Linked DNA regions of Homo sapiens: regions 1, 3, 4 and 5 are each linked to region 2. Evidence: chromatin contacts called from ENCODE Hi-C or POLR2A ChIA-PET data. All regions are on one chromosome and are shown on one strand. The core of a region is the stretch at or near the end of the contact, and the rest is flanking DNA. Distances in the headings are between cores, read along the strand shown.

Evidence for each region. A loop is a pair of places that touch in the nucleus more often than their neighbours do. ChIA-PET counts read pairs that join two places held with the same protein, here RNA polymerase II (POLR2A). Pooled maps may share reads with other maps.
Region 1: a loop to region 2 is called in a map of dorsolateral prefrontal cortex, with 2.7 times the contacts of the local background. The contact joins two enhancer-like sites. A Hi-C loop is called at or near these places in 4 of 168 maps with a recorded cell type or tissue (ascending aorta, dorsolateral prefrontal cortex and posterior cingulate gyrus) and 13 of 50 pooled maps.
Region 3: a loop to region 2 is called in a pooled map, with 5 times the contacts of the local background. The contact joins the promoter of ATP6V0E1 here to the enhancer-like site in region 2. A Hi-C loop is called at or near these places in 2 of 168 maps with a recorded cell type or tissue (IMR-90 and endothelial cell of umbilical vein) and 8 of 50 pooled maps. POLR2A ChIA-PET finds 5 or more read pairs at or near these places in 3 of 52 experiments (WTC11, activated CD4-positive, alpha-beta T cell and naive thymus-derived CD4-positive, alpha-beta T cell).
Region 4: a pooled map shows a loop between it and region 2 (3-fold over the local background). The contact joins two enhancer-like sites. A Hi-C loop is called at or near these places in 1 of 168 maps with a recorded cell type or tissue (HepG2), 2 of 37 single-sample maps with no recorded cell type and 2 of 50 pooled maps. POLR2A ChIA-PET finds 5 or more read pairs at or near these places in 2 of 52 experiments (H1 and activated T-cell).
Region 5: a map of ascending aorta shows a loop between it and region 2 (5-fold over the local background). The contact joins the promoter of UBTD2 here to the enhancer-like site in region 2. A Hi-C loop is called at or near these places in 8 of 168 maps with a recorded cell type or tissue (B cell, CD4-positive, alpha-beta T cell, CD4-positive, alpha-beta memory T cell and 4 more), 4 of 37 single-sample maps with no recorded cell type and 26 of 50 pooled maps. POLR2A ChIA-PET finds 5 or more read pairs at or near these places in 1 of 52 experiments (PC-9).

The regions. Positions count from the first base shown.
Region 1 is chr5:172,367,361-172,372,179 of GRCh38, forward strand. The region is part of intron 6 of SH3PXD2B (SH3 and PX domains 2B); the gene reads right to left. Among named protein-coding and RNA genes, the nearest start is that of SH3PXD2B, 85 kb to the right of the region's middle. RefSeq lists an enhancer at 1-139. Within about 2 kb of position 3,496, at least 2 of the 41 ENCODE cell types and tissues checked have a DNase peak (open chromatin) inside an H3K27ac peak, as active enhancers do; they include dorsolateral prefrontal cortex, where a contact is called at or near this core.
Region 2 is chr5:172,692,694-172,698,186 of GRCh38, forward strand. It overlaps LOC107986479 (a long non-coding RNA gene), which reads right to left. Exons shown (of 3, transcript XR_001742997.1): 2 at 4,883-5,027. Among named protein-coding and RNA genes, the nearest start is that of MIR5003, 33 kb to the left of the region's middle. RefSeq lists enhancers at 4,954-5,113, 5,184-5,243. Within about 2 kb of position 3,905, at least 13 of the 41 ENCODE cell types and tissues checked have a DNase peak (open chromatin) inside an H3K27ac peak, as active enhancers do; they include ascending aorta and dorsolateral prefrontal cortex, where a contact is called at or near this core.
Region 3 is chr5:172,981,808-172,986,713 of GRCh38, forward strand. ATP6V0E1 (ATPase H+ transporting V0 subunit e1) reads left to right here and starts at 1,964. Exons shown (of 4, transcript NM_003945.4): 1 at 1,964-2,157. The coding sequence starts at 2,054. RefSeq lists an enhancer at 1,779-2,073 and a silencer at 1,839-2,018.
Region 4 is chr5:172,311,986-172,317,113 of GRCh38, forward strand. No RefSeq gene overlaps it. Among named protein-coding and RNA genes, the nearest start is that of UBTD2, 31 kb to the left of the region's middle. RefSeq lists enhancers at 3,735-3,824, 3,855-3,944. Within about 2 kb of position 2,931, at least 3 of the 41 ENCODE cell types and tissues checked have a DNase peak (open chromatin) inside an H3K27ac peak, as active enhancers do.
Region 5 is chr5:172,280,028-172,285,098 of GRCh38, forward strand. It overlaps UBTD2 (ubiquitin domain containing 2), which reads right to left and starts at 3,737. Exons shown (of 3, transcript NM_152277.3): 1 at 3,569-3,737. The coding sequence starts at 3,638. RefSeq lists a silencer at 3,330-4,239 and enhancers at 3,814-4,414, 4,415-5,014.

The sequences.
Region 1 (4,819 bases), core at 2,246-4,745, 330 kb before region 2:
AGGGCCCTGTCTAATCCCCCTCTCATCAGTTTTTTTTTTTTTTTTCAAATAGATTTGGGGTTTCACCATGTTGCCCGGACTGGTCTTGAACTCCTGGGCTCAACCAATCCACTTGCCTCAGCCTCCCAAAGTGCTGGGATTACAGTTGTGAGCCACTGCGCCTGGCCTTTTGATACCTTATTAGACCTTATCTCCTTCACTCTCCCCAATGTGGCGCAGATGGTTACTTATCCCCCATCCTCTATTTCTTCTATAGTAATAGAATTCCTGAGTTTTGGCAGGGCACAGGGCCACTTGGAATAAGACTCCTTTATAGTTGGGAGTGGTCATGTAACGAAGCCCCAGACAATGGGATATAAGTGTGGAATTGTGCACATGTGCTTGGTAAGAGTCCTTACAGGAGGTAACTGGCTCTGCATCACCCTTTCCTCATTACTACTGGTTGAAATGTCAATGTGATGGCTGGTGCTGCAGCAGCCATCTTGGGTCATAAGCAACCTTGGGAATGCTGGTGTTGCATGGCAGAGCAGCAAGATGGGGGCCTGGGTCCCTGCTACCATTGAACAATCTATCACTCCTGGACTATCTTTGGGATTTGAACTAAGAAGAAAAAAGTTCAATTGTTTAAGTCACAATTATTTTGGATTTTCTGCTACTTGCAGTCAAACCTAATTCACTTATATCTTTGGTTGCTAGGCTCTGACCAGTAGCATCCTTGCCAGTCCTTCTCATGCAAAGCCTGTTTCTACTGCAGGGAATTTTGCATTTGCTGTTCCCTCTGCTAGGGACAGTCTTCTCCAGATATGTGCATAGCCTTTGCTCTCCTTTCCTTCAGGTTCCTGCTCAAGTGGCATCTTATCAATGAGACCTTCCCTGCCTGCCTTGCACTGCCTCATTCAGTTTTATTTCTTCCACAGTGCTTTCAAAAACTGTCATAGGTTCTGTATATTTACTTGTCTCCTTGTTTACTTTTCTACTCTAGAATAGAAGTGCCACAAGGGCAGGGACAGTCTCTTGTTCACTGCTATATTCATACTGCCTAACGGCTCGTAGGCCTGTGATATGTTTTGGTGCAAGGGGAGCTAAGAATGCTTATATATATATATATTATATATATATATAAAATATATATATATTATATATATATATATAAAATATATATATATTATATATATATATAAAATATATATATATTATATATATATAAAATATGTTATATATATATATAAAATATGTTATATATATAATATATATGTTATATATATATATAATATATATGTTATATATATAAAATATATATATTATATATATATAAAATATATATGTTATATATATAAAATATATATATATTATATATATATAAAATATATATTTAATATATGTAATATATATATATTTAATATATAATATACATATATATTTAATATATAATACACATATATAATATGTATATTAAATATATAAAATACATTTTTATAATACATAATATATAGTATATATATATGTTTTTAAATATATAATATAAAAAAAAATATATATATATATATTTTTGAGACGGAGTTTTGCTCTTGTTGCCCAGGCTGGAGTACAATGGTGCAATCTCGGTTCACTGCAACCACTGCCTCCTGGGTTCAAGCAATTCTCCTGCCTCAGCCTCCTGAGTAGGTGGGATTACAGGCATGCACCACCATGCCTGGCTAATTTTTGTATTTTTAGTAGAGACAGGGTTTCGCCATGCTTGCCAGGCTGGTCTCGAACTCCTGACCTCAGGTGATCTGCCCACCTTGGCCTCCCAAACTGCTGGGATTACAGGTGTAAACCACCACGCCTGGTTGAATGTTTTTATGTATTTTTTTTGTTTTGTTTTGTTTTGTTTGTTTTGTTTTTTTTTTAAATATTTTTTAAGAGCTGTAAAGAAGGAGAAGAGGAATGAGAAAATGAGAAAGAATTATTATTATTATTGGTGGTAGTAGTGATAGAGACTGTATGTGGCCTATAAAGGCTAACATATTCACTGTCTGACCCTTTAGAGAAAGTTTGTCAACCCCTGGCCTAGAACATGGGTGGCTTCTTACTAGGGCTCAGTAAGTGTCTGAATGAAGGAAGGAACAGTTTAAAACTCAGCTTTGCCGGGCGCAGTGGCTCACGCCTGTAATCCCAGCACTTTGGGAGGCCGAGGTGGGCGGATCATGAGGTCAGGAGTTTGAGACCAGCCTGGCCAACATAATGAAATCCCGTCTGTACTAAACATGCAAAAATTAGCCAGGCATGGTGGTGTGTGCCTGTAGTCCCAGCTACTCGGGAGGCTGAGGCAGAAGAATTGCTTGAACCCGGGAGGTGGAGGTTGCAGTGAGCCGAGATCGCACCACTGAACTCCAGCTTGGGCAACAGAGTGAGACTTCATCTCAAAAAACAAACAAACTAACAAAAAAACCCCAACCCCTCCCCACCCCGCCCCAGCTTTAATGACTTCCTATCTCAGGGAGCATTCAAATGCCTTCCTTCACATTTCGTTTTGTTTATACAGGTCTCTTTGCTACCAGACTGTGAGAATGGTTTCCACCTGGGGACCCAGAGCACTACCAGGTACAGATAGTTACTCATTTAGTATTTATTAAGCACCTAGTAGGTGTTTAAATAAATTATAAATTAATTATACATTAAATAAATATTGAATGAATAACTGTACCTGTCTTGTTCATTCAGCATCCAGCACAGGTGTACAACAGACATTTGTGGGATGAATGAACACAGGATAAATGAAGACTTCTAGAAACCCTTCCTCCTCTACACAAGGCTCCAGGCATCCTTATAAATTTATAATCTTATAAATTAAAGATGACTCCTTCTTGACTATAAGTAGAAAGAAGGCTTCAGTTAAGTGAAGATCCAGTTAAGTCAGGTTTACTCTGTCCAAGAAGCTCAACTTTTGCCACCCAGTTTTAACACCTGATGGTGGCACAGTTGCACCACATACAATTTTCAGGACTCTGATGAATGCGCTGGGCGTTTCTGCACTAACCCTCCTAACCAGTGTGCCAATGGGATTTGGCAAAACTATGAGCAGTGACAGAATGACAGAACCAAGGAATCATGAGATTTGCTATAAGCAAGACAGAGAGCCAGGAAATGAGGAGGGGAGAGCGCTCTGGGCTGTGACTCTGGGTTGGCTGGAGCACACCCCGGAGTGGCACAGGGCTCAGGGCTGGCACTTCCTCCAAGACTTGCTCTGGGGCCAGGTCCAAGACTACAATCTCCTTGCTGTTTTTCCATGGCAGTAGCTTAGACTGTAGTTCTCTGCCATGAAGTGGTTCAGAGAATGCATGGAGTTGCTTTTTCAGCACCAGTTCTTTCAGAGCAAGTTGCTTCATTTCACTCAGAGCACTCAACTTATTGAAACTGATGAAAAAAGGTTCATTCATTTGATCTACCAGGAGTCTCCACTTAGGCTTCAGGACGTTTAGTTGTTAAGTGAAGACACCTACTGGTGGAGCGTGATATTGCAGCCAAGCTCTATAATGCCATAATAATTGCAATCTCTAAATGTTGCGGCAGGCAACTAAAGCTAAATTCTAGGAGTTGCCAAGTGTGAAATCAAAGGATTCCTAGGCAAGGATTATCACTTTTGTGGCCCAGCAGGAAATATGAGAGAAGAGGGGATGAGAAAGAGGAAAGTCTGACATTGGAAGGGTGATTTTTATTATCAAGTGTTATAAAATACTCTCAAGAGGTACAGTGCCTTATCTACCACAGAAGTTTTCTGTTTGGGCATATTTTTTCTTCATGATGACATGTCTTGAATTTTTAAGATGAAGGGTAAAGGGGATTTTCCTTCCAAAAATTCACTATACTGTCAATCTTGCTGAAAGAGTCAGTAAACAAAGAATGCTTTTAAGTAAAGGTTAGAAAAATCAGGAAGAAATATGTTCCTCAAATAATTGCATGATCTCTTGACTTTTAGTGAGAAGATTCATTTTCTGCAGGATGAGCAGAATTTGAGACCACATTAGCCAAAGTCTGTAGGAGCCAGCCAGCCAGCCATGACTGGGAAACGCCAGAGGCAGATAAGCCTTCTCCAAAGCAGAGTTTTGGTGTAGAAATCTCAGGAGTTAGTCTGTCAATGTTAGATCCCTTCAAAATTCAATCCAAAAGGCTTATTCTAAAATAAAGGAAGTGTTCAAAGGTCACATAAGATATAAGGCTAATCCCAGCTTGGATTCTTAGTTTGAATGAAGAAAGATGCTATTTTCCAACCAGTTGAACTATAAATAAATCCATCCCCATCATTTCAGGTGAATGACGTAACAGCAGTCACCACAAATTAGAGCTTTTTCTCCCTTTTCCAGACAAATCCCCTCATCAAGCCCGTTCCGACTGGACATTTGTGTTTGTCACAAACCAGAGCTGTCTCTTTCCTCTCTTCTCTACCCTCCCACACCCATTCCTTCTAGGGAAAGTCTCTGCATACTCGAAACCAGAAACTCTGCCAGCCCAAGAGTGGCAGCTCCTCTTCTCTCTGCTCTTTTCTGAGAAACATATAATTATCCCCGGGGCTCGGGAACTATTTGCAGCTTTAGCAGGATGCCATGGCTCTGGCCAGTACCTATTAAACTAGAAAGAGGAGCTATAAATGGACTGGTTGGGAAAAGGCTGAAGTTAATTCTCGACGCCATTCCCTGAGGCAGAGAGAATGACTGTGGGGCCTGTGAAGTTGACCACAGGGCCCGTACCCAGGGGCAGCAAAGGTACTGGAGCTTTTGAATTTGGAATTTCTACTTGATATGGTTTGGATCTGCGTCCCCACCCAAATCTCATGTCG
Region 2 (5,493 bases), core at 2,655-5,154:
TAGTTCCTGATTTTAGGATGGGTGTAAATGTTATTGAGATCATACCAGTGATGTGCCAGGCACAGCATCTGGCACCCAGCACCAAGCAACAATTGTTAGTTTGTAACACAGGAACGGGTTTATGTTAAAGTGTGGTTAAAAAAAAAATCAAGATATAAAATTGCACATACACCGTGATCTCACAGATGAAAAAAAAAACAAAAACACCAACAGCCCAAAAACCTACCCATGCATTGGAAAGACCAGAAAGAAAGGAGTGAAATGTCCATGAGGGCTGTGTCTGAGTGATGGCCTTATTGGTGCCTTTTTCTCATACTTGCTCATTATAGAAAATTTCCCAAATTTCCCAAATTTTCTATAATGAGCAAGTATGACTTTTCATTTAAACTTGTTACTTGGAAAAAATGATCTCCCTACTCTGCAAAAGCCAAAGAGAACAGCTGGCCCTTGCTGGAATTTGTCAGGAATTCCCAGGCTGATTGTCTGTGAGTTTAAGATCCAAATTTAGTCCGGTGGAGATAAGGACCTGTACGTTTCTAGCAGAGGCCAGGCCAGGCTGACCAGTTTGGTTGGGCTTCCTCCAGGCTAGGTTTTGGGGCCCAAATTTCTGGGGTGGAACATGGCAGTGGTAGCAGGAGTGGGAGCTGGGAGTAGGGGAATGGGGTGAACAAGGAGAGGGAGCTGCCCAGGCCTGCTCCTTCTGGATGGTTAGAAGAGCCTGGCTTGGTGACACTGAGTTTTAGGAAGCAATGGGATAAGAGAAACCAGCATTTATCAAGCAGCACAAACCATGGTTCTCACACATTCTCACAATGGATCTTCACAATAGTGTTCTCATTTTACAGGCAAGGAGGCCAAAGTCAAAGTAGGATTGGCCCCCAGGTGGGCCTGCTCCAGAGTCAAGGCAAAATCTTTCAGAGACACATTTCGCACCCCTTTACCAAAGTCTTAGTGAGGGGCCGAGTCTGTCCAAAACCCAGGATCCTTTCTCCCCTTCCAGATTTCCTTCCCACAACGCTATGTCCTTCTACTGGACCAGGCAACATTTTCACAGACGCTATCTGATAATCAAAACTTTTTTGAATAAAGAAAAAAAGGTAGGGCCAGGCGTGGTGGCTCAAGCCTGTAATCCCAGCACTTTGGAGGCCAAAGCGGGTGGATCACCTGAGGTCAGGAGTTCGAGACCAGCCTGGACCACATGGTGAAACCTCGTCTCTACTAAAAATACAAAAAATTAGCCAGGTGTGGTGGTGTGCACCTGTAATCCCAGCTACTCAGGAGGCTGAGGCAGGAGAATGGCTTGAACCCAGGAGGCGGAGGTTGCAGTAAGCTGAGATCGTGCCACTGTACTCCAGCCTGGGCAACAAGAGCAAAACTCTATCTCAAAAAAGAAAAGAAAAAAAGGTCATATTAATCTAGGCCCACTGCATTGTAAGAGACTGAAACCCAATTTAAGAAAAAAAAAAAAAAGAGCGGGCAGAATGTACTGACTCACGCCCAGAACAGATCAGTCTAGCTTCAGGAACAGCTAGATCCGGGTATTCACATGATGTTGTCAGGCCTCTGCCTCTGTCTCTCAGTTCTGCCTTCCTCTGAGCTGATGGCACTCTCAGGCAGACTCTCCCTTTGCAGCAACCAGAACAACCTCCAGTGACTCATATCATGCCAGTTTAGTGACCCTTTAAAAAAGTTTCGGGAAAAGTCCCAGTGCTGTCTCTCCTTTGACTCCTTGGATCAAAAGCTCAATCCCTGAACCTGTCACATGCCCACACCTGATACAAAACTAGGTATGGTATGGCCCTTACCCTCAAGAACCAACCAATCTGGAGGGGAAGGCAGACCCCTAAACAGACATGTTTAGACCAGTGCACTTCTGAAGCTGTGGGAACGATCCAATTCAGGCCACGAGGGCTCGGGATCATTTAGCGATGCAGTTAGGCATCCTTCTTTCTCCTGGCCCTGTGTGTTCTTACCAACACCTGAGCCATGTTCCCTGGCACATCCAATTCCTCCTCCCATGCTGCAGTGCACACAGCCCGTGCGCTGGCCCTCACCAGCCCCTGCCACCTGCGGTGCACCTAGCCTGGTGCGGTGGGGGTTCACTATTGTGCATGCAAATCCCTTTTTCTCATTCCCTGAGTTCCTGCAGGACAAGAAATCCTCCAGAAAGATAATAATACCAGATCATTTAATAAGCACTTAGTGTGTGCAAAGGACATCCATGACATCAGTAAATCCTCACAACAGTTCTCTGAAGTGGCTCCATCATTACCTTCATTTTACAGGCAAGAAGCCAAGACTGAGAAGGAATCAGTAACTTTCTCCTACTTTATATGGCCTCTCAAAGACAAAAAGTTTCTTCGCTTTCTGTTTGTAATTATGTCCTTGGACCTAGACCCCCTGGTTCCCAAGTGCAAATGGGCCTAGAACATTTGCAGCTGTGATTTCACAGACTCCCACCAGCCACCCATTGTATTACGGTCCCATTTTACAGGGAGGGGAAGGGGCTGCCCCACATCACACTGCTTAGGAGCTGTGGGGCCAGGATTTGAACCAGGCCTGGCTCTTTCCACCACATCACAGCATGTCTGTGGGTACATTGTCAGGAGGAGGGGGAGGGAAAGGAGGAAGGAGAGTAAGAAGAAAAGGACAAGAAAAAAACAGCCAGATTCAGCACCTCGAAGGGCTTTTTCTAGAAGAACATCAGCTGTGTCCTGACTCACACAATGCCTATCCGTTCAATTCCAGGGACAGGGAATATTTGCTTTTCCCTTCAGGCTCTGATCTCCCAGCTCTTGGAAGCTCCCACACAGGGATGTGGAAAACACGATTATTCCAGGCATCGAGCTATGGGAACAGAACCCCGACCTTGGCTGTTAAATACACCTATGGAGAAGCTTCCAGAAGCCCAGCAGTGGGGTGTGTTGGGGAGGAGATGCATCAAAACGAAATGCCTCAGGCAGCCTGATCCCCTTTCGTCAGCCTCCTCCCCTCTCAGCTTGGGCCTTCCCAGGTCTAAACCCTTCTCCCCAGACAGACAGCCTGACTCTCCTGACTCTCCGACTGGCCAGCGAAGACCTTGGCCATCCTTTCAGGAGCATGTGGGCCTGCTTAGGAGGGCTGGGCCGGCCTAACTGAGTTCACATCCATGCTCTGCCCCAGCCAGCAGAGGACCTGCCCTCCCCACTGGGCTTCCTAAGGGTGCCTCTCACATACCAAACTTTACGTGAATGTGCCCCCTGTAGCTGCACGATGGGGATGCCCCCTTCTGAGCCTCCCCCTCGTGGCCCCTACGTGGGCCCTGTAAGACCACACCCTCCCTCAGCCCTTAGGAGGCTGCATCCTGGCATCTTAGCTCTGAGCTGGGGTTTCCAGTGTGATGGGGTCTAGTGTGGTGGGTGAGTTCCCTCCAGCTGAGGGGACAGGCCTGCCTGTGCTGTGGGATCTTGGGCAAGTTACATACCCTCTCTGAACCTCAGTTTCTGCAGCTTCGAAGGAAGAGGGGTGTCAAATTGTGTCAGAAAGTGGCTGGCATATAGCAGGTGCTAAATGTTTTTTAGGAGTATTCTAGACCCTGCTACACCAGCTACCCCTCGCCCATGCCCTCCCCTGTCCCATCTGGGCCAGGGGCTGCCTCCATCCTCCTACAACCTCCTGGGCCTCCCGTGCCACCTCAGTGAGCCTGCCCTGCGACACTGTCAGCAGCATCTGCAGGTGACGCGGCGCATCCCCGGCTCCCAACACAGGGTCTACCAAACAGGAGAGTCTTAGTGTGTACACCCCTCACCCACACCCAGCGTGGAATTTCTGGCATTAGCACACCTCCCTTCCACAAAGAATGAACCGGAGTGGTGATCTGCTGGTGGGGTCGTGCCAGGCCTCGGGGCTGGCCCAGGCCCCCGCCCCTTGCTTGTCTTGGTTCCCAGTCAAGAGCGCTGGCCCCAGGCCTGGGAGGCTGACCGACCTCAGACTCCAAGGGGAAAGCCACACTTTTGCTCAACTCCCAGGAGCAGCCCCGCATTCCAGGAGGGGCGTGGGAAGCACCAAGCCTTCCCCAACTGAGCTGAGCGGGGAGCTGCCTGCAGCCACGCTGGCCCCCCCAGCCTCAACGCTGGCCCAAGCCCACTTTGGGTTCCCCAGGGACAACCACCCCACCTCAGAGGGATGGAGATGGGGCTCTGAGAGATTGCCACGGCCACCCCAGGAAAGAAACACCAGGATGTTCCCAGGAACCCTCTCTGGCTTCCCCATCTGCCCGCAGTTTCCCACGCTGACTCCGTCTCCTTTTTCTGGTGCCACCCCACCCCTGATCAGCACAAAAAGAGTTCCCTACATGACTCTGAGCAATGGCAGACTCCCTTCTGCCTCTGTCCCTCTGACAGGTGGTCCCAGGGCTGTCTAGAACCTACTCCAGGGCCATCCCTCCCGGCTGACCTTGCTATCTTTCCACCCTGGAGTTATTTCATCTGGAGGTGTTATGAATACAGACCCGGCTTGGGGGAGCCTCCCGCAAGGTACTACCCGAGCTGGACCTTAGATGCTGGACAGCCCTTGGCAGGCAGAAGCTCCTCCTGAGCACTCCCTGCAGAAAGGAGCTGCCCAAACGCAGAAGCTGATGGGCCCCGTGCTGGAGGAGCCCTCCAGGGTGGGGGCAAAGGTCCCAAGAGACATTTGCCTTCTGCAACAAACCAGCCTTTCTCCAAGAGGTTCACACGACCCTGCTGGCTGGCGCTCCTGAGCAGGCTTCCTCCCACAGGGCAAGCTCCCCTTGGCCTCCCAGGAAAGGATGGACGGACAGGCAAAGGGCAATGAAACGGCCTGGGCTGGGAGTGATCCTGGGTAAGGGCCCCGTCCCCTCGGGCTTCCCTTTCCGCGCCCTCACCATAAGGGAGTGAAACTGAAAGTCCTGAAGTTCAGGGAGGTGGCTCGCCAGGCTCCTCGGCAGAAGGCGCGGGGATTGGACGGTTTCTTTCTAGAAGATGGAGCACTGTCGCTCTCTAGTGGCCACGGTGAGAAGTGGCAAAGACCTGAGCAGAAAGACATTGGTCAAGGTCCAGGTGCTGGACAGATTTACACCCCCTACCATCCCCCCGAGCGCATCCTGCAGAAGCCGCAACGACCGGGAAGCCAGACTCCTGCAAATGGCCTTGTGGATCTGGGTAACCTTGAGGAGGCACGTCAGGGTGACATTGAGTCTGGGTCTGGGGTCAAGTCTGCGTTTGGGGGTGGACTGGAGCTGAGGGTGTGGTGGGCTGGGGCTGGGGCTGGGAAAGGATCTCCCCGCCCCTGCAATGCTGGGAGGATGGCACATGGACACGACGTTTCTTTACTCCGGTCCTACTGACCTGACCCGCTCCGTTTAACCCGCACGTCTGACCCTGTGCCGGGCACATTAGAATAAAACAAGTAGGGGAGGAAAATGCAATATTTTTAAACCCTCAAAGATAGACAGAAATGACAATGCAGCTAAAACTGCACCTTTGGCCATCAAAA
Region 3 (4,906 bases), core at 714-3,213, 290 kb after region 2:
AAGTTGGTACAGATGTTGAAGATTATTGGTCCAGTTTCCCGTTTAATACAGGAATCCATTCTACTTGATGAAAGAAATCAGGAGTTAATGCAATGTGGCTACTGCAAGGAAACCATGGTCCCTGGTAAAGCACATTGCATTTAAAGACCTGCTTTCTATCTTGCTTTCACCTGTAAGCTTTATCATCAAGCTCCTCAACCTCTCTGAGAACTGGCTTCCTTGTCTATTCCAAGCTTGGCGCATACTATAACTAACATATGTGAAAATTCTCAGCAAGCGTTCTAAGCCCTGTTTATCAGCTCAGCACGGTGGCTTATGCCAGTAATCCCGGCACTTTGGGAGGCTGAGGTGGAGGATCCCTTCAGGCCAGGAGTTTAAGACCCACCGGGGCAACATAGCGAGGCTCTGTCTCTACAAAACATTTTAAAAATTAGCTGGTGTGGTGGTGCACACCTGTAGTCCCAGCTCCTCAGGAGGCTGAGGCAGAAGGATGGCTTGAGCCCGGGAGTTCCAGGCAGCAGTGAGCTATGGAGCACCACTGCACTCCAGCCTGGGTGACAGAGCAAGGCCCTGTCTCAAAAAACAAACAAACAAACAAAACTGTTTTACCTTTCTTTTTCTTTCTTTCTTTTTTTTTTTTTTTTTGAGGCAGAGTTTCACTCTGTCGCCAAGGCTGGAGTGCAGTGGTGCGATCTCAGCTCATTATAACCTCTGCCTCCCAGGGATTCAAGCGGTTCTTGTTCCTCAGCCTCCTGAGTGGCTGGGACTACAGGTGCATACCTGGCCAATTTTTGTATTTTTAGTAGAGATGGGATTTCACCATGTTGCCCAGGCTAGTCTTGAACTACTGACCTCAGGTGATCTGCCCGCCTCGGCCTCCCAAAGTGCTGGGATTACAGGTGTGAGCCACCATGCCTGGCCTGTTTTTCTTCTTACCATTCTGGCTAATTTCTACTTGTCTTTCAAGGCTCAGCAAGGACGAGTTGGGTAGAAAGCCTTGCAGGGTCGTCCACTTACTTTCACACTGCATTGAGTCGCCTGTTTGCAAGGTCATCTGCTCCCCAGAATGTGAACTCCCTCAGGGGTGCCTGATTGACTTCTGTAACTCCAGAGCCTGGCACAGCACACAAGATAAATAGTGGTGCGCTAGTTAAGAGCTCTGGCCTTGAAAATCAGATAATCAGGGGTTGAATCCTGGCCCTGCCACTTACTATGTGACTTTGGGCAAGATCCTTATCCTCTTCCCTGGGCCTCAGTTTCTTCAACTGCAAAGTGGGGATAATAATTACAATTACCTCATAGGCTGAAGTGAGGAGTTCAACACGGGCTCATGCACTTTTTTTTTTTTCTTTTGAGACAGAGTGTTGTTCTGTTGCCCAGGCTGGAGTGCAGTGGCGCAATCTCGGCTCACTGCAACCTCCACCTCCCGAGTTCAATTGATTCTCCTGCCTCAGCCTCCTGAGTAGCTGGGACCACAGGCGCGCACCACCACACCCAGCTAATTTTTGTATTTTTAGTAGAGACAGGGTTACACCATGTTGGCCAGGCTGGTCTCGAACTCCTGACCTCAAGTGATCCGCCTGCCTCAGCCTGCCAAAGTGCTGGGATTACAGGCGTGAGCCACCGCACCCGGCCTGGGGCTCATGAACTTAAAGATCATGGCCCAGTGCCAGGCACACGGGAATTCAGAATAGTAAGGGACAACTATTGTTAAGTTCTCTATGTCTGTTGCATAAGTAGATGAGGCTGTAGATAACTACACTCTTTGTCTAAAAGGGCCAAGTTCTCATCAGAACACTTTGCTGAGCCCCGGGTGACCGAATCCCTAGCTCTGGGGTGAGCGACATGCCTCCAAGGAGCTGCAGCCAGGAGACAGCCAGGCGAAGGCGGGGCTCTGCCTCTGGGCTCCCCGAGGGGCGGAGGCCGGCGCGCGGGTCACGTGGGGGCGCGGGAGGCGGGGCTTGCACACGCTGGTCACGCGGTCAGCTATTGACACTTCCTGGTGGGATCCGAGTGAGGCGACGGGGTAGGGGTTGGCGCTCAGGCGGCGACCATGGCGTATCACGGCCTCACTGTGCCTCTCATTGTGATGAGCGTGTTCTGGGGCTTCGTCGGCTTCTTGGTGCCTTGGTTCATCCCTAAGGGTCCTAACCGGGGGTAAGTGCGTGAGGCCCGCCTTGGGAGGAACGGGCGGTGAGGAGCTAGCAGGCCGGGGCGGGGAAAGGCACGACCCCCACACGGGTCAGAGAACGTTGCATGGGCGCCCCCCGCGCTGCAGAGTCAGGCCCCCGACCCGGCGGAACTCCTTGTGTTCCTTTTCGCAGCAGCTTCAGTGTCCTCCGGCCTGAGCGAGTGGAGGGTGACCTTTGGTGGACCCCCCTTGGAAACGAGTTTCAGGGGAATTTTTTCTCATCATAGTCCTGTGTGGGGAGGTGCAGTCGGAAATGAGCAGGCCGAATCTGGGAGAAACTGGGGTTTGTCCCTAGTCGACTGTCCCCCTTTAGCCCTGCCTTCCACCCACATGAGGCCTCGTTTGCCTGAACTTAAGGATCAAATAAATAAAACAGAAATTGGCTTCTCTGCCTCCCATGCTGTCGCGGTTGCGTACAGAACAAGCTCCTTCGACAACATTGAGCCCAGGCCTTGCATCTAGTGGGCGCCAGGAGGCGGTTGGGGCCTGATCTAAAGCGAGATTAATTACCAAAGAGCAGGAGGTATTGTTGAGAAACCCCTGCGTCATGCCTTTTGGAGGGCGCTCCGGCTCTTGTATGTGAGTGTAAGAAGTGCTTAGAATGATTGGCTAAGAAAGATTTTGTTTTTCCAGACTTCTTTGTTGGTTAGAGCTTTGTCTCTTTTGGAATTAAACTTTTTAACTGTAGTATAAAATAGAGGCTTAATCTTCAAAGGAGCCTTGGAACACCCTCTTCCTGGTTCCTCTTTTGCTTCTCAGTCATTTTTTTCTCAGTTCAAGATGATGAGAGGTGAAACTTCGACTGAAGTCAGTTTGTCAGAAACACCATCTCTTGCTTTATTCTTGAACCTAATTGGTGGCTTCATAGTGCCTGGTTTTCATAGTACCTTGTATGCACAGGAGGCACCCAATAAATACCTGTTGAGTGAATAGTTCTATTGTCTTTATTAAAAGAAAAAGATTTTTGGCCAGGTGCCGTGGCTCACGCCTGTAATCCCAGCACTTTGGGAGGCCAAGGCGGGCGGATCACGAGGTCAGGAGATCGAGACCATCCTGGCTAACACGGTGAAACCCGTCTCTACTAAAAACACAAAAAATTAGCCGGGCGTGGTGGCGGGCGCCTGTAATCCCAGCTACTCGGGAGGCTGAGGCAGGAGAATGGCGTGAACCCAGGAGGCAGAGCTTGCAGTGAGCCGAGATCGCGCCACTGCACTCCAGCCTGGGCGACAGAGCGAGACTCCGTCTCAAAAAAAAAAAAAAAAAAGAAAGAAAAAGATTTTTACTACTTCCCTAATATTTTGTGACCTGAACCCCTTTTGCTCCCTGGGATACATTTGCTTTATTAGTCTAAAATTATTTTTTTTTAAAAGATACATGGTAGATGAATTTTTATCATTTTTAAGTATCAAGTTCCTCCTCCCTGGTAACACCAGTTATATGGGGTCATCTCTCCTACCTATAGAGGTTGATGGACAGAGTCAGAATTCTGGCATTATTAAAGCAATTGTATTTACCAAAGTTAATTAGACTTGTTTTTCCTACTGGAGTTAGCGAACAACAAAGTGCTTCTTTGTTGTGTTTATATCTTCAACTGTTTCATTACCCTACTGTCTGCCTTTATGGCCTTTGTACTCAAAGAAGCATTTATTAATGTACTAATAGCACTGACAATTCCTTTCTTAAAGACCATTCTCTCCCCTTCCTTGGGATGTCATTGCCATTATCCAGGGTAATGAAACCCATCCTGTTTCCACTTAGCCCTAGAGAGTGTCATGATTCAGGTATTTGACCAGCTAGTGATATATAGACATGTGTCACTTAACAAAAGGACTATGTTTGAGAAATGTGTTAGTTGGGCTTTTGTGTGAACAAAGAGTTTACTTAAACAGATGGTACAGCCTACTACACACCTAGGCTATTTGGTAGAACCTGTTGCCTCTAGGTAGGCTACACACCTGTACAGCATGTTACTGTCCTTAAATACTGTATAGACAAATGTAACACAATGGTATTTGTGTATCTAAACATAGAAAAGGTACAGTAAAAATACATATCAAAGATTTAAAATGGTCCACCTGTGTAGGGCACTTACCATGAATGGAGCTTGCAGGACTGGAAATTGCTGTGAGTGAGTCAGTGACTGGTGAGTGAATGTGAAGAACCAGGACATTGCTGTATACCATGGTGGACTTTAGAAACACTGTATACTTAGGCTACATGAAATTTCTGAAAAAATATTTTTCTTTCTTCAAAAATAAATTAACCTTAGCTTCCTGTAACTTTTTTACTTAAACTTTTGAATTATTTTTAACTTTTTGACTCTTGTACTAACACTTGGCTTAAAACACAAGCAAGGCTGGGCACGGTGGCTCACACCCATAATATGCAGCACTTTGGGAAGCCGGACAAGAGGATTGCTTGAGACCAGCCTGGGCAACACAGCGAGACCTTATCTCTGAAAAAAATTTTTTTTAATTAGTTGGGTATGGTGGTGCACACCTGTGGTCCTAGCTACTGGGGAGGCTGAGTGAGGGGGATGGGAGTGTTTGAGACCAGGAGTTCCAGGATGCAGTAAGCTATGATCACACCACTGTACTCCAGCCTGGGCAACAGTGAGACCCTGTCTCTTCAAAAATGAAACAAGTCCAGTGTCAGAGTCTGGGGAAGAGGCTGCAGGCACCATGTCCATTTTCACAGATGGCAGGAAGAAGCCCC
Region 4 (5,128 bases), core at 1,681-4,180, 380 kb before region 2:
CAGGGTTGGGGTTGGGAAGCAAATTGCAAACAAACCCTGACTTCTGTTTTATTAGATTTGATTTTTGTACTGAAATGGGCAAAACAACACAAAAATTATCTTTGGTATATTATAGGATTGAGCAAATGAGTAGATTTGATAGTAGACATTGATATTATTGGAGGCCAGGGTTCTCACTGCGGAGGAAGGGAGATGTAAGGATGGGGGAAGGCCAGGAAGTACTTGGTGGGAGAGAGCGCAAAGTCCCAGGCAAGAGGTGTGGACACATGGAGGGGTGAAAAACTGGGACCAATAATAAATAGTTCAACCTACCACAGGTGGCCAATGTGAATACATGGTAATACATGGTAGCTATTTAGAAAAATATTTGTTAAATTACAGCAAGCCAGGAATCTAAGTTAGTAGGGATGAAAATATTGCTTTTGGCTCTGAAAGGGCAATGTCTCAGCTAACAAGTAGCAAAGAGAGAGGCTGATTCCCCCAGCCTGCCTAATTATTGAGGCATCATCTCTACTTACTGAAAAACCACGGCAAGGAGGCTGTCCAAGTTCAAGTGCCTGATTTGATCTTTCCATGGGAGGAGCAAGCTCAGGGAGATGACAAAGAACAGATAGATGCATATGATGGAATTCCACATTGTTCATTTATGCTGGGGAAATTAACCACCCACTCAGTCCTGGTCACAGGGTCTCCCTTCTGATGTGGCAGGTGGGACCTTTCAAGACACCCAAGTATGGTTTTTTTTTTTTTTTTTTTTTTGAGGTGGAGTCTTGCTCTGTCACCCAGGCTGGAGTGCAATGGTGTGATCTCGGTTCGCTGCAACCTCCACCTCCCAGGTTCAAGTGATTCTCCTGCCTCAGCCTCCTGAGTACCTGGGATTACAGGCGCCCACCACCACGCCCGGCTAATTTTTGTATTTTTAGTAGAGACAGGGTTTCGCCATGTTGGCCAGGCTGGTCTCAAACTCCTGACCTCAAGTGATCAGCCAGCCTCGGCCTCTCAAAGTGCTGGGATTACAGGCGTGACCCACCGCGCCTGGCCCCAGCTATAGTTTAGACGGTTGCTGGTTAAGCAAATAATTCGAGCAGATGGAATTGGATCTTCCTAAGGAATGTTCCTATTATCTTGTGACTTTTCTTTCTCTAGTCTACAAATAAGAAGATAAACTTTTCTCTGGATAACTGGAAAGAATCCTAGAAATCAGAGTATTGTGCCCTTTGAAAAATATTGAAGAAACTCTACAAAGTCTTGCTCTTCAACACAGTTTTTTGGACTCCATACAGAACACTCTGCATTATGACCAGACAATGGACTTATTGCCACGGTGGAATAAAGGTTAGATTTTAATCTGTGTAGTTTGTGCCTGCCCAGTATTCGTTCATTCTTCCTCCAGTAGTGAAGGCCAGAATTCCCTCTGAAGAGCCAGTTCCTCCCATCTATGACTCTTAGTCCATCTGATTCTGGTGGAGCCCACTTCTTCCCCACTCCAGCGTGGTCCCAAGTCTCAGACTCAAGCCAATCAGTGCATCCCAAACCCAGGATTGCTCTAGGATGGTCATGTGATTCAACTAAGCTAAGAAGAGGCAGATCCAGGACTTTAAAAAACAAACAATAAACTCCTGAAACAACTCCCCAAATAACCAATAAATTGTTAATTTGTTTTTTTTTTTTTTTTTTTGAGACGGAGTCTCACTCTGTTGCCTAGACTGGAGTGCAGTGGCACGATCTTGGCTCACTCCAACCTCTGTTTCTCGGGTCCAAGCAATTCTCCTGCCTCAGCCTCCCGAGTAGCTGGGATTACAGGCACCTGCCACCACACCCAGCTAATTTTTGTATTTTTAGTAGAGACAGGGTTTCACCATGTTGGCCAGGCTGGCCTTAAACTCCTGACCTTAAGTGATCCACCTGCCTTGGCCTCCAAAGTGCTGGGATTACAGGTATGAGCCACCATGCCCTGCCAACCAATTGTTTAGAAGAGCCTTTTCTTCTGCCCATGAATTTTGGAGGAAGTAAACTTGCAGCTGCTTGGAGTCCCTAAAAGGGAAAAAATTGGGGCTGCTCTCCAGTTGGCGAGAGCCTACCCAAGCGGGACACTAACATAGAGGAAAATACAGCTGAGAAAGAGGAAGAATCCAACCCCTGAGAAATAATCTGAGCCAAATTCAGCAATGCTTGAATCTACCCCGTGGAATTTTCAGTTTCGTAAGTCAGTAGTTTTAAATTTTATTTCCTGTAAGTCTCAGTTGAGTTTCTCTCACTTGAGGGTAGGAAAGGTTTTATTTGTCTTTGTCTCCCAAGTACTCAGTGTTAACTCATAAAGAAGCATCCTTGTGTGCCATATTAAAAGACTTAGGGCTGGGCGAGGTGGCTCACTCCTGTAATCCCAGCACTGGAGGCTGAGGCAGGCGAATCACTTGAGGTCAGGAGTTTGAGACCAGGCTGTCCAACATGGTGAAACCTTGTCTCTATTAAACATACAAAAATTAGCTGGGTGTGGTGTCAGGTGCCTGTAATCCCTTTTACTCGGAAGGCTTAGACGAGAGAATCGCTTGAACCCCGGGAGGCAGAGGTTGCGGTGAACCAAGATCGCGCTACTGCACTCCAGCCTGGGGGACAGAGTGAGATGCCATCTCAAAAAAAAAAAAAAAAAAAAAAGGCTTAGGCTTGATCCCCGGCAAGTGAGGAGTAACTGAGGAGCTGTAAGCAGCAAAGCTATATGAAGCGTTTCATGCATTGGAGCTATGGGTGGGTAGACCTTTCAAAAGCAAGCAGTGGCGTGAACCTGGGAAGCGGAGCTTGCAGTGAGCTGAGATCGCGTCACTGCACTCCAGCCTGGGCGACAGAGCGAGACTCCGTCTCAGAAAAAAAAAAAAAAAAAGCCAAGCAGTGGCAGACATGAAATCTTTACCTCATAGCCCCACCCAGCTGAAATTACACACCCTCTGACAACAGGAGGCCAGGGACCAAACTGAGTTGTACACTCCCTGTATAGGTATGTAAGAGATAGGGCTTCTGTTCTCCCCATTCCTCCCTCTCACCATACCTGGACTGCTTTTGGAAGGAAACTTCTAGGGGTCCATGAGGCAGGCCTGCACACATTCCAAGCAGGCAGTAAAGCGCATTTCATTCTGCATGGTGTCATCAGGCATTCGTTAAAGGAATATATGACCTGTGGGTGATTAAAATCTAATGAAAACAGGCATTCTCAGAATGACTTCCAGAATCCAGGCAAGAGAGCACTGTTAAATGTCTGGAAATTATTGTACAGTTAAAGCACCCACACTCCCTTCTCTCCCAGACAACCCTGGGTCAGAATTGATCTTCCCTGTCTTTGTTCTTCTACTGTGCTCATAATCTCTCAAGTGCAACACGGATCGTGATATTGTCAGAGGTGTGTGAACCAGAACAACTCTGTCTTGAATAGGAGCTGAGTAAAGTGAGGCTAAGACCTGCTGGGCTTCATTCCCAGACTGTTAAGGCATCCTGAGTCACAGGATGAGATAGGAGGTCAGCACAAACACAGATCATAAAGACCTTGCTGATAAAACAGGTTGCAGTGAAGAAGCCGGCAAAAACCCACCAAAACCAAGAAGGCCACGAGAGTGATCTCTGGTCATCCTCACTACTACACTCCCATCAGCATCATGACAGTATACAAATGCCATGGCAATGTCAGGGAGTTACCCTATATGGTCTAAAAATGGGAGGCATGAATAATCCACTCCTTGTTTAGCATATCATCAGGGAATAGCCATAAAAATGGGCAAACAGCAGCCCTCAGGGCTGCTCTGTCTATAGAGTAGCCATTCGTTCATTCCTTTACTTTCCTAATAAACTTGCTTTCACTCTACTCTGTGGACTTTCCCTGAATTCTTTCTTGCGTGAGATCCGAGAACCCTCTCTTGGGGACCGAGACCCCTCTCTTGGGGACCGAGACCCCTTTCCGGTAACAGCATGACTGTAAAGTGGAGTTGCTTTGTCTATATTCCCTTCTAGAGGTGAACCTTGAGGTCAGGGACAGTCTTACTCATCTTTATGGTCCCCTGCACACCCCCACAATGCCCTTAATACCCAGTTGTTCAATGGACTTGGTGAAATTTGTAATCTCTAAATAGGCCTTGTGAAACCAAACTACATATGGCCTGAGAAGGATTCTGTACGTCTTTATTTGAGTCTTTGTGGACAAACTGCAACCTAACTTAGTAAGTAGACAAGATTGAAAACCTAACTTAGGAGTATGCGCCTGTAACAATAGCTGAGTCCTGGCCAATCCCAGTGGCCATCCTTCAACCACTCATACACTGCTGAGTGTTCAAACTGTGTTCAAATAAGGCAAACGCCAACCTGTAACCAATCCGGCTGTTTCTGTACCTCACTTCTGATTTCTGTATGTCGCTTCCCTTTTTTTGTCTATAAATTTGTTCTGACCATGAGGCATCCCTGGAGTCTCTCTGAATCTACTGTGATTCTGGGGCTGCCTGATTGGTGAATTGTTTTTTGCTCAATTAAACTCTCTTAAATTTAATTCAGCTCAAGTTTTTCCTTTAACAGCCTGACTTTATTTTGTTATATATATATATTTTGAGGTGGAGTTTTGCTTTAGTTGCCCAGGCTGGAGTGCAATGGCGCCATCTCGGCTCACCGCAACCTCCGCCTCCCGAGTTCACGCGATTCTCCAGCCTCAGCCTCCTGAGCAGCTGGGATTACAGGCATACGCCACCATGCCTGGCTGATTTAGTATTTTTAGTAGAGATGGGGTTTCTCCATGTTGGTCAGGCTGGTCTCAAACTCCCAACCTCAGGTGATCTGCCCACCTCGGCCTCCCAAAGAGTTGGGATTATAGGCACAAGCCACGGTGCCCGGCAACAGCCTGGTTAAAAAAAAAAAAAATTGGGCCGGGCATGGTGGCTCACGCCTGTAATCCCAGCACTTTGGGAGGCTGAGGCGGGAGGACCACGAGGTCAGGAGATGGAGACCATCCTGGATAACACGGTGAAACCCCGTCTCTACTAAAAATACAAAAAAAATAGCCGGGCGTGGTGGCAGGCGCCTGTAGTCCCAGCTACTAGGGAGGCTGAGGGAGGAGAATGGCGTGAACCCGGGAGGCGGAGTTTGCAGTAAGCCGAGA
Region 5 (5,071 bases), core at 2,487-4,986, 410 kb before region 2:
GAGGGCGGAGTTTGCAGTGAGCTGAGATCGTGCCATTGCATTCCAGCCTGGGCAACAAGAGTGAAACGACGTCTCAAAAAAAAAAAAGTCAAAACAATGGGAAATTCTAGGAGCATGGAAGCTTAGAACTGTTAAATAATCTTACATAACTTCTATGACATACCTGTCTTGATTAAAAGTAGGCATTAAAAAAAAAAGGCTGGGCACAGTCGCTCACACCTGTAATCCCAACACTTTGGGAAGCACAGGTGGGCGGATTACTTAAAGGTCAGGAGTTCAAGACCAGCCAGGCCAACCTGGTGAAACCCCGTCTCTACTAAAAATACCAACAAATTAGCTGGGCATGGTGGTGGGCACCCGTAATCCCAGCTACTCTGGAGGCTAAGGTAGGAGAATCTCTTGAACCTGGGAGGCAGAGGCTGCAGTGAGCAGAGATCGTGCCACTGTACCGCAGCCTGGGCGACAGAGCAAGACTCCATCTCAAAAAAAAAAAAAAAAAAAACCAGCCTAACTACTCATGTGGCTGAGGCCAGAGGACTGCCTGAGCCCAAGAGTTCAAGGCTGCAGTAATCTATGATCATGCCACAGTACTTCAGCCTGGGTGACAGAGCAAGATACTATCTCAATAACAAAATATAAAAATAAAAGTTTTTTTATTTGAAAAAAGCCTAAGTAGCTGGAGCTCAAGAACTAAATTCTAGGCAAGGTATATGCCAAAGGAAAATACAACAATTAATCCCAAAACAATAGATAATGCAAAGCTTATAATGTGAATTAAGCCACTTCCATATTCTACAGTCTCTTATAAAAATCTCCCAAATTCCTTCAAAGAATACACCTAATAAGGAAGGTTTTATTGATATACACATAATTACTTGCATACATAAGAGATGGATTCAGAGGGAAAAAGGAAAGTATAGTATTTCAAATGGTCAAAAGATTTTTTTAAAATCTTTTTCTTACTAAGGCTGGCTGATATTTAGAAAGGGTCAAGCTATTCTAAAATGGTGATGTTTGCACAACACTGTGAATGTAATTATTTTGTTTATTTTTTTAAAGACAGAGTCTCACTATGTTGCCTGGGCTGGTCTCCAACTCCTGGGGCTCAAGCAATCCTCTCGCCTCATCATCCCAAAGTGCTGGGATTACAGGCATGAGCCACCCCGCCTGGTTGGTGAATGTAATTAAATCTGTCATGGAAAGTTTAAATCCGTTGTAAGAAGCATGTGAAGACTCCATGTTGATAAAACAACTTTCATAACCCAACACATTCAGATTAAAAACACGGCAAAACCCACCTCTACTAAAAATTTTTTAAAAATTAGCCGGGTGCGGTGGCATGCACCTCGTGGTCCCAGTTACTTGGGAGGCTGAGGTAGAAGGATCACTTGTACCTGGGAGGTCAAGGCTGCAGTGAGCTGTGATCTGGCACTGCACTCCAGCTTGGGCGATAAAGCAAGAACCTGTCTCGAGAAACCAAACCAAGCCCTCCACACATCCCCCAAACCTAACTCACTACCACAGTATGTTTGAAAAGCTAGGGATCTGTGCCAACACCCTTAGGAAAAAGTCTTTCCCTTCCCAACAATCTACTTATTAAGCAATAATTTTTTTTATATGTTAACCTGCAACACACCTGAGTTAATTTCACTAAACCACAATTAACTCTTAATTATCATGACAATAATGGAGAATAAAAGCGTCCATAATCAAATTCCAGAAATAATCCTTTTAGTACAAGAGCCTCTTCCCTGACCCCAGTTACATCAGGGCCCATGTCCTCTCTCCAAAAGAAAATAAAGACGTTTGGTGGTTAATGTTCCTTTTTCTAAACTTCATGTACAGCAGAGCTTACGGTCCAGAGAACTCAGTCCTCAAAGAAACTGATACTATAGCTATCTAACTGGATACCACCGGTAATAAATTACCCAAAGCTAAGATTTCACGCTTTTTAAAGCCCATATTAATAATGCCTGTCTGGTCATAAGTCACACTACCAAAAGGCTTAAATAAATTAATCCACATACATTACGGAGAAGAGCAAAATGCTTATGACAATATTAAAATGAGTGTGAAAAAAATTTAATTAAAACTAAACACTAGCGATAACAAATACTAATATATTTCAGAATCATTAATGATCAACACAATTAGAGGAAGATTCATTTTGATCCTTCAATTTCACCTTAACCCAAGGCTGTTTTAAATCGTGCCCTTTTTATCTTCCTGCTTTGTTGTCACTGAGGATCTCAATATGCCAGTAATAATGCTACGACATAAAATACACTATAAAGTAGCATTTTCATGGACTTTTTCAAGACAACTTCCACTGAGTTCTCAAGTTATTTACCCAGGATTTAGTCATACAGGATACCCACAGATTTTAATAAAGTGGCATGGCTAACCATCATGGAATTCAGGAAATCCATTAGCCAAAAAACTTAGGTGTACATGGTTTGTGAAGAGAGCTTAAGTGACAGGGCAAGCAACTGGTCTAAATGTTAGTATGCTACGAAAAAGTTGTAAACCCTCCCATACCCAAACAATTTAAAAATTTACAGACATGCACATTTTAAGGCAGCTAACATTAGGTCACAAATCAAACCAACGCTGTCATCTTTGCCTAAAGGCTGTTTATCACTAAAATATTCTACAGAATGGACGTAACCAAAGGTCACTTAAATAAAGATAGAACTAATTTTATTATTATACTGCCATACTACAACTACTACTGATTGAATTAAAATACCTATCCTCAGCACGCTTTTACTATAAAGTAGGAGTGCGTTCCCGTGTTAGAAAACTTTTAAAGTACTGATCTTACTGGGTGGGGTAAGTCAGGGTCCAACTGCACTTGTACTTTTATCCTACATATTTTCCTTCTACGTAAGACAGATGGGAATGTGATTAGCCCACCCCGACAGCACACCGGCCTAACACCCCCAAGCTCTAGCTAGGAGCCACGTTTTACCCGGGAAGACCGTTTCCCCACCCCTCCTTAATACAATGCCTGCGGCCACTGGAGACTCCTCCAGCCGAGCTCCAGAAACTCGCAGGTTTAAATGGCCAATCTGGAACCAACCGGGGCAGCTGTCATCTGAAACTCAGGAAAGCTGAGACCAGCCAACTCCACAGAACAAGGAAGGGTGCGGAAAGATGTGGCGGGGCCCGTCGGAGGGAACGCATCAAGCTCCCTCCCCCCGCCATCAATTCGCTTTTCTGCAACCCCGGCGCCGCCATCCTGATCCTCAATAATTAAACGGCCTGGAGAGGGAGTGAGGTGGCCAGAAGGGCAGCTTCGGGTCCGACTTCCCCGAGCCGAGCGGGGCGGTCGGCGAGGCCAAGGGCTACGTCCCCGGCGCTCAGAGGACTTTTCTTCAGGGCTGGGGCGGGAAGGGGCGACCCCCGCGGCTGGCAGGACAGCCGGAAGCGGAGCGCGGGGAATGACGTGGAAGAGGGGATGACAAAGGGGCGCGGGGGCCCGGCGCGGCCCGCGGGGGTCGGGACAGGTGGCCGGGCCTGGCCGGGAACAATGGGGGGCCGAGGCTGCCCCCTGGCGCTCACCTACCTCCGGTGCCCTCCGAGTTCTCGTTGAGGCTGCCCGAGGAGTCGTGCTGGGCGCCCACACACCCGCCCATGGGGGCCCCCGGCGCCTCGTCCGCCACCTCCGGACGCTCGTCCGGGCCCGCCGCCGCCGCCGCTGCAGCCTCCTCCGGCGCCACCGCCGAGCTCCGGACAGGCGCGCCGCTCCGCTCGCCCGCCGCGGCCCAGCCTCCGCCCCCCTCGCCGCTCCACCCACCGCCTTGGCTCGGCCCCTTCCTCCGCGCCCACTTCTACCTCAACCCCCGGGCCGCCCGCCCGGCAGGCCTGGCCCGCGCGCCGCCCTCGCCTTCGGCTCAGCCCCGCCAGGCCAGGGCTGGCCCATCCCGGGCGGGCCGCAGCGCCCGCCTCGCCCCCTCACAGCCCCGCACACCCGAGTCCAGGCGAGCCCCGCGCCGGCGCCTCGCGTCCGCCAGGACCCATCGGCCCCCGGCCCGCGGCGCCGCCCTCCGCACCCACGGCCTGGGCTCGGCCCGGCCCGCCCGGAATCGCCGGAGAAGGGCGGGGCCACCGGAGGCCGCGCTCTGATTGGCTGCGGGCGGGGCTGCGAGCGGAGCGGGGCGAGGGTGAGGCGGGGGAGGGGACGCAGGGGGCTAGGTGGGGGGAGGACTGCAGGCGGGGGGAGGACTGGAGGCGAGGGGAGGAGGAGAGAGGGAGGACGGGAAGAAGAAAGGAGAGGGAAGAAGGGAGGGAAAGCAGGAAAAAGCCGAACAAAAGTGAGAAAAGAGGAGTGGGAAGGGGCGAAATCGAGTTCCTGGCTCCTCGGCCGTCGGCTCCTTCTTGCTGGTGGAAGCGGGTCGCACGGGGGAACCGAGAAGTAGTCGTGGAAGACTCGCAGGCGGGGACGGGGCGGTTTCCCAAATAACGGGGGCTCGGGGGAGAGTGTCCTGGCCGAACGTTGAGGTCCCAGCGCCCTTTGAATTTGTATGGCGCTCCGTGGGTTGGTACCCCGAATCTGGGCTTCCTCTTGCCTGCCCACCCCCGTCTTCCCTAAAATCATGGGGCCCCATTATTAGGGGTGGAGGCAGTGGTTGTGGCAAACCAAACTGAGATTAGAGGCGAGGCGTCCTGATGGAACGCCTGGAAAGAAGAGATAAACGCTGACCTTAGTTCAGGGGGCGTGGGTTTCTTTCATTTTCACGGGATTAATGATTCAAACAATACTACTTATCAAGATCCTGCCTTTGGGTATCTTAAATCGTCCTTAGGCCAAAGTGAAGTGTAAATGAGTGAAACACCCTGCCTTTTCGAATCTAGAATTTGGGACATTGACCACGCCCAACATTCTTGGCGGTTACTTTTCCAATCTCAGCCAAATTGTTAATGGTCCCTTTAGAATTGTGCTTCGTGCTATGATGCCTTAAAATTGTTATCATCCTGCTTGGGACTTTCTAAAGCTTATTTCTGCCTAAGAAGCTGTTTTAACTATCTGCTCCATTTTTATATCAGACTTTCTTTTTTTAACATCCTG